Linked DNA regions of Homo sapiens: region 1 is linked to region 2. Evidence: read pairs that join two places in POLR2A ChIA-PET (ENCODE). Cell type or tissue: GM12878. All regions are shown on one strand. Links, peaks and the distances in the headings refer to the core of each region. The heading gives the core; the rest is flanking DNA. Region 1 overlaps CRTC3-AS1 (CRTC3 antisense RNA 1). Region 2 overlaps BLM (BLM RecQ like helicase).

Region 1 (2,925 bases), core at 186-2,685, 52 kb before region 2:
TAAAATGGGGTTGTATTTGCATATAACCTATGCACATTTTCCCATATACAGAATGTTAAATCATCTCTAGATTACTTATAATACCTAATAAAGTATAAATACTATGTAAATAGTTGTTATATTGTATTATTTAGGGAACAAGGACAAGAAAAAAAAGTCTGCACATGTTCACTACAGAAAATAAAAACATTTCTTTTGATTCAAGGTTGGTTGAGTCCACAGATGCAGAACCCATGGATATGGAGGGCTGACTGTTAAGTTCAAACATAGAGAAATCCCATAAGCACAGTATAAGAAACGCTATAACTTTTACTCTGGCCCCATTTTTTTTCTCTCTTTCTTTCTAAGTGCTGGAGTTTATCAATTTTATTAATATTTTCAAAGAATGAAATTTTGTGGGCTTTTTGAAACAGGGTCTCATTCTGTCACCCAGGCTGGAGTGCAGTGGCACAATCATGGGTTAACTGTAGCCTCTACCTCCCAGGGTCACCTCCCACCTCAGCCTCCCGAGTAGCCAGGACTACAGGCATGCACCACCATGCCCACCTAATTTTTGTATTTTTTTGTAGAGACAGTTTCACCATGTTGCCCAGGCTTGTCTTGGACTCTTGATCTCAAGCAATCTGCCTGCCTCGGCCTCCCAAAGTGCTGGGATTACAGGCATGAGCCACCATGCCTCGCCTAACATATCTTTAAATTTCCTTTGTGATTTATTCTTTGACCCATGAGTTACTTAGTAGTATGTTGTTTAATTTCCAATTACTGGGGGATTTTCTAGATTTGTTTTTGTTATTCTATCTAATATAATTCCATTGTGGTCAGAGAACATCATCTATAAGATATCAGCCTCTTAGTATTTATTGACCTACTTATAGTCCAGCATATGGTCTATCATGGGGAATTTTTTATGTGTCCTTGAAAAAAAAAAGTGTATTCTGTAGTTATTTGGCACAGTGTTTTATAAATGTCAGTTAGGCAAGGTTGGTTAATTGTGTCATTCAATAAAATCACATACTTAGTGATTTTTGTTTTCTTGGTCTATCAGTGACTGACAGAGAGATATTAAAATCTCTAATCATAACTGTGGATTTGCCTAGTTATTGCTTTAGTTCTATTAGCTTTTCCTTCATGTATTTTGAAGCCCCATTACTGTTATGGACTGAATTGTGTCCTCCCCCAAAATTTGTATGTGTAAGTCTTAACTCTGAGTACCTCAGAACATGACTGTAATTGGAGCTAGGGTCTTTACAGAGATAATTAAGTTAAAATGAGGTCATTAGGGTAGGCCCTAATCCAATATGACTGGTGTTCTTATAAGAAGAGGAAATTCTGACACAGACACAGAAAGAGGGAAGATAATATGTAGACAAAGGGAGAAGATGGCCCTCAGAAGGAATCAACCCTGTCGACACCAATGTCTTGGATGTTTAACCTCCAGAACTGTGAGAAAATAAATTTTGGTTATTGACACCATCAGTCTGTGGTGGCTTTCTATGGCAACCCTAGCAAACTAATAGTTACTAAGTGCACACATTTAGGATTGTTAAGTATTCTTGATGAATTGATTCTTCTATAAAGTTTTTCTTCTTGTATCTACTAGTACTCCTTATCTTGATGCCTACTTTGTTTGATATGAATACAACCACATCAGCTTTCTTGTTTGTTCTTATTCTTGTTTATATTTCACCTTCTTATCTGTATTAAATATATATTTCTCTATCCTTTTATTTTCACTTTTTTGGTCTCTATATATTCAAAGTGTGTCTCTTAAGACAGCATAGCCAGGTGTGGTGGCGCATGCCTGTAATCCCAGCACTTTGGGAGGCCAAGACAGGCAGATTGCTTGAGTCCAGGAGTTTGAGACCAGTCTGAGTGACATGGTAAAACCCCACCTCTACAAAAAAATAAAAAAATTAGCCAGACGTGGTGGTACGTGCTTGTCATCCCAGCTACTTGGGAGGCTGAGGCAGGAGGATCACTTGAGTCCAGGAAGCAGAGGTTGCAGTGAGCTGTGATCATGCCACTGCATTCCAGCCTGGGCCACAGAATGTGACCCTGTCACAAAAAAAAAAAAAAAAAAAAAAAAAATCCCCGAAGCCAAAACAAAACAAAATAAAATCCAGCATAGATTCGGGTCGTTTTTTATTCTGTTTAATAATCTTTGCCTTTTCATTGAAGTGTTTAGTCCATTTATATTTAATGTAATGATTGCAATGATTGTGTTTAAATCTACTATATTGCTATTTGTTTTCTATTTGTGCCACCTATTTTTCATTCTGTTCTCTTTGCCTGCCTTCAATTAATCAAATATTTTTATTAGTCCATTTTATTTCTTCTATTGGTTTCTAGCTCTACCTCTTTATATAGTATTTTCAGTTTAGCTCTAGGTGATTACAGTATGCATTTTTATTTATTTATTTATTTATTTATTTATTTATTTACTTATTTGAGACAGAGTCTCGCTCTGTCACCAGGCTAGAGTGCAGTGATGCAATCTCTGCTCACTGCAACCTCCATGTCCTGGGTTCAAGTGATTCTCCCGCCTCAGCCTCCCAAGTAGCTGGGACTACAGGTGCACACCACCACGTCCAGCTAATTTTTTGTATTTTTAGTAGAGACGGGGTTTCACCATGTTGGCCAGGATGGTCTTGATCTCTTGACCTCGTGATCTGCCCGCCTCGGCCTCCCAAAGTGCTGGGATTACAGGCATAAGCCACTGTGCCCGGCCTACATTCTTAATTTATTACATTTTGCTTAGAATTAATTTATCCATAAAATGTATAACCTAAAGAGAGAATAATTTCATTTACCCTACCTGTCCTTCTGCTATTATTGTCATATATTTTACTTTTACATGTTTTATTTTTATTTATTTTTGAGATAGAGTCTCATTTTATTGCCCAGGCTGGTGTGCAATGGTACAAT
Region 2 (2,925 bases), core at 132-2,631:
CCTTTGGGAGGCTGAGACAGGCAGATCACAAGGTCACAGGTTCAAGACCAGCCTGGCCAACATGGTGAAACCCCGTCTCTACTAAAAATACAAAACAGAAAAATTAGCTGGGCTTGATGGCACGCACCTGTAATCCCAGCTACTCAGGAGGCTCGGGCAGGAGAATCACTTGAACCCGGGAGGCAGAGGTTGCAGTGAGCTGAGATTGCGCCACTGCACCCCAGCCTGGGCAACAGAGCAAGACTCCATCTCAAAAAATATTAATAATAATAAAGGAAGGAGCCTGGCATGGTGACTCATACCTGTAATCCCAGCTACTCCGGAGGCAGAGGTGGGAGGATCATTAGAGCTCAGGAGATTGAGGCTGCAGCGAGCTCTGCACACAGGAAATTCTGACACATGTCTCACAACATAGATAAAGCTTGAGAACACTGTGCTGAGTGAAATAAGCCAGTCCCGAAAAGGCAAATACTGTATGATTCCACTTACAGTGTGAATACATTATGATTCCCATACTGTATGAGTCTGCTGATGACAAACTATTGTTTTTTTGATAATCTGGAAGTGTCTCTATTTCTTGTGGCATTTTAAATAACAGCTGTATTGTTTTTAAATTATTATTTGTTTATTTTTTTGAGACAGGGTCTTGCTCTGTTGCCCAGGTTAGAGTGCAGTGGTGCAATCACAGCTCACTGCAGCCTCGACTTCCTGGTTGAGCAGTCCTCCCACCTCAGCTTCCCAAGTAGCTGGGACAACAGGCATGCACCATCATTCCTGGCTAATCTTTTGTATTTTTTGTAGAGATGGGGTTTCACCATATTGCCCAGGCTGGTCTCCAACTCCTGGGCTCAAGCGATCCCCCCGCCTCAGCCTTCCAAAGGGCTGGGATTACAGGCATGAGCTACTGTGTCTGGCCTGAATGACAGGTCTATTGAAATACATTACACATATAAAATTCACCCATTAAACTGTACAATCCAATGGCTTTGAGTATATTCACAGTTATGCAACCATCACCGCAATCAATGTTGGAACATTTTCATCAGCCCACAGAGAAATTTGCATACCCCTTGCCATCATCCCCAAATCCTCTCATCTTTCCCAACCCTAGGCAATCAGTAGTCTACACTGTATCCATGGATATGTCTATTCTTATACATTTCATATAAATGGAATCATACACTAGTTCATCTTTTGTGGCTGGATTCTTTCACTTAACATAATGGTTTCAAGGCTCGTCATTACTGTAGCATTTATCAGTACTATATTTTTTTGTGTGGCCAAATAACATTTTGTTGAATGGATATACACATTTTATTTATCCATTCATCACTTGATGGACATTTGAGTGGTTTCTGAATTTGGCTATTGTGAATAATGCTCCTGTGAACAATTTGTGTACAAGTATTTATTTTGAGTACCCATTTTTCACTCTTTCGCATATATAGCTAGGAGTGAAATTGCTGGGTTACATGGTGATATGGTTTGCCTGTGTCCCCATTGAAATCTCATCTTGAACTGTGGCTCCCATAATCCCCATGTGTCATGGGAGGGACCTCGTGGGAGGTAATTGAATCATGGGTTTTTCCCATGCTGTTCTTGTGAGAGTGAATAAGTCTCACGAGAGCTGATGGTTTTATAAAAGGCAGTTCCCCTGCACACACTTTCTTGCCTGCCACCATATAAGATGTGCCTTTGCCCCTCCTTTGCCTTCTGCCATGATTGTGAGGCCTCCCCAGCCATGTGGAACTGAGTCCATTAAACCTCTTTTTCTTTATAAATTACCCACTCTCAGGTGTTTCTTCATAGCAGTATGAAAATGGACTAGAACACGTGGTGACTATGTTTCGTTTTTTGAGGTACTGCTTGACTGTTTTCCAAAGTGGCTGTGCCATTTTAGAGTCCTACCAGCAGTGTATGAGGGTTCTGATTTCCCCACATTGTTGCCAACACTTATCTGTTGCTTTTATTATAGCTACTTTTTAAAAATAACAGCTTTATTGAGATATAATTCATATACCATGAAATTCACCTTTAAAAACCTAGTGTACAATTCACTGCCCTTGATTTGTGAAAGATATTTTTTCTGGGAAAAGAATTCTGGGTTAATTTCTATCAGCACATCGAAGATATCATTCCACTGTCTTTTGATTTTCATTTTTGCTAAAGAGAAATCAATTTTTTGTCCATATGGTACACTGATATATTTGGGTGTGGATTTCTTTTTATCTCTGCTTGGAATTTTTTGGCTTTCTCAAATCTGAAGGTTAGTGTCTTTAATTAGTCCTGGAAAAGTCCCAGCTGTTATCTTTTCAAATATTAATTCTTCCCTATTTTCTCTTCTTTCTGGAACTCTGGCTAGATTTATGTTAGACTTTCTACTCTGTCTTCCATGTCTCCTAACTTCTCATATTTTCCATCTGTTTTCTCTATCTCTCTGTGTGTGCATCTATTAAGTCAAAAACTATGAAGGGTCTGAGATTTTACCCTACATTTATAGCTATATTTATCTTTAGCCACTTTTCTGAAGTTCTAATTATCTATTGTTATGACTGATTTTCTTTGGGTTGTATTGGTATATTATCAAGTTGTCTACATATAATGATAATCTCATCTCTTCTAGTATTTCCTTTTTCGAATATTTTTGCATTGGCAAGAGCATCCAATATGGGAGTGAAAATGAGAGAACAATATTGTTTTTGCTGTTGTTTTTAATGGATTCACCCCTAGTGTAAAATATATGGTATTTGTTGGTTCTAGATTTTAAACACTTGTAATTTTGTGTTTTAATGTGTTTGTTAGACATGGTTTGAGTTTTATTAGGTGCCTTTTCAAAAATGCATTGATAATACATACTGTGTGATTCTATATATATGAATCAAGAAGTTTAAGAAACCATGAACGAAGAGAACATATGACATAAAA

Evidence for each region. ChIA-PET counts read pairs that join two places held together with the same protein. Peaks named below come from ENCODE experiments on the same cell type or tissue, not always from the same donor. Only the 100,000 strongest peaks of a DNase experiment are listed, where the experiment ranks them.
Region 1: POLR2A ChIA-PET joins it to region 2 with 9 read pairs; 4 of 35 experiments call an interaction of 5 or more read pairs at or near these places.

What each region holds. Positions count from the first base shown.
Region 1 is chr15:90,687,346-90,690,270 of GRCh38, forward strand. All of the region lies in intron 2 of CRTC3-AS1 (CRTC3 antisense RNA 1), which reads right to left. Among named protein-coding and RNA genes, the nearest start is that of CRTC3-AS1, 28 kb to the right of the region's middle. In GM12878, for the core only: no CTCF peak of the experiment used is centred there; no DNase peak of the experiment used is centred there; H3K27ac peaks cover 1,704 bases.
Region 2 is chr15:90,739,149-90,742,073 of GRCh38, forward strand. All of the region lies in intron 1 of BLM (BLM RecQ like helicase), which reads left to right. Among named protein-coding and RNA genes, the nearest start is that of BLM, 23 kb to the left of the region's middle. In GM12878, for the core only: no CTCF peak of the experiment used is centred there; a DNase peak (open chromatin) is centred at 1,565.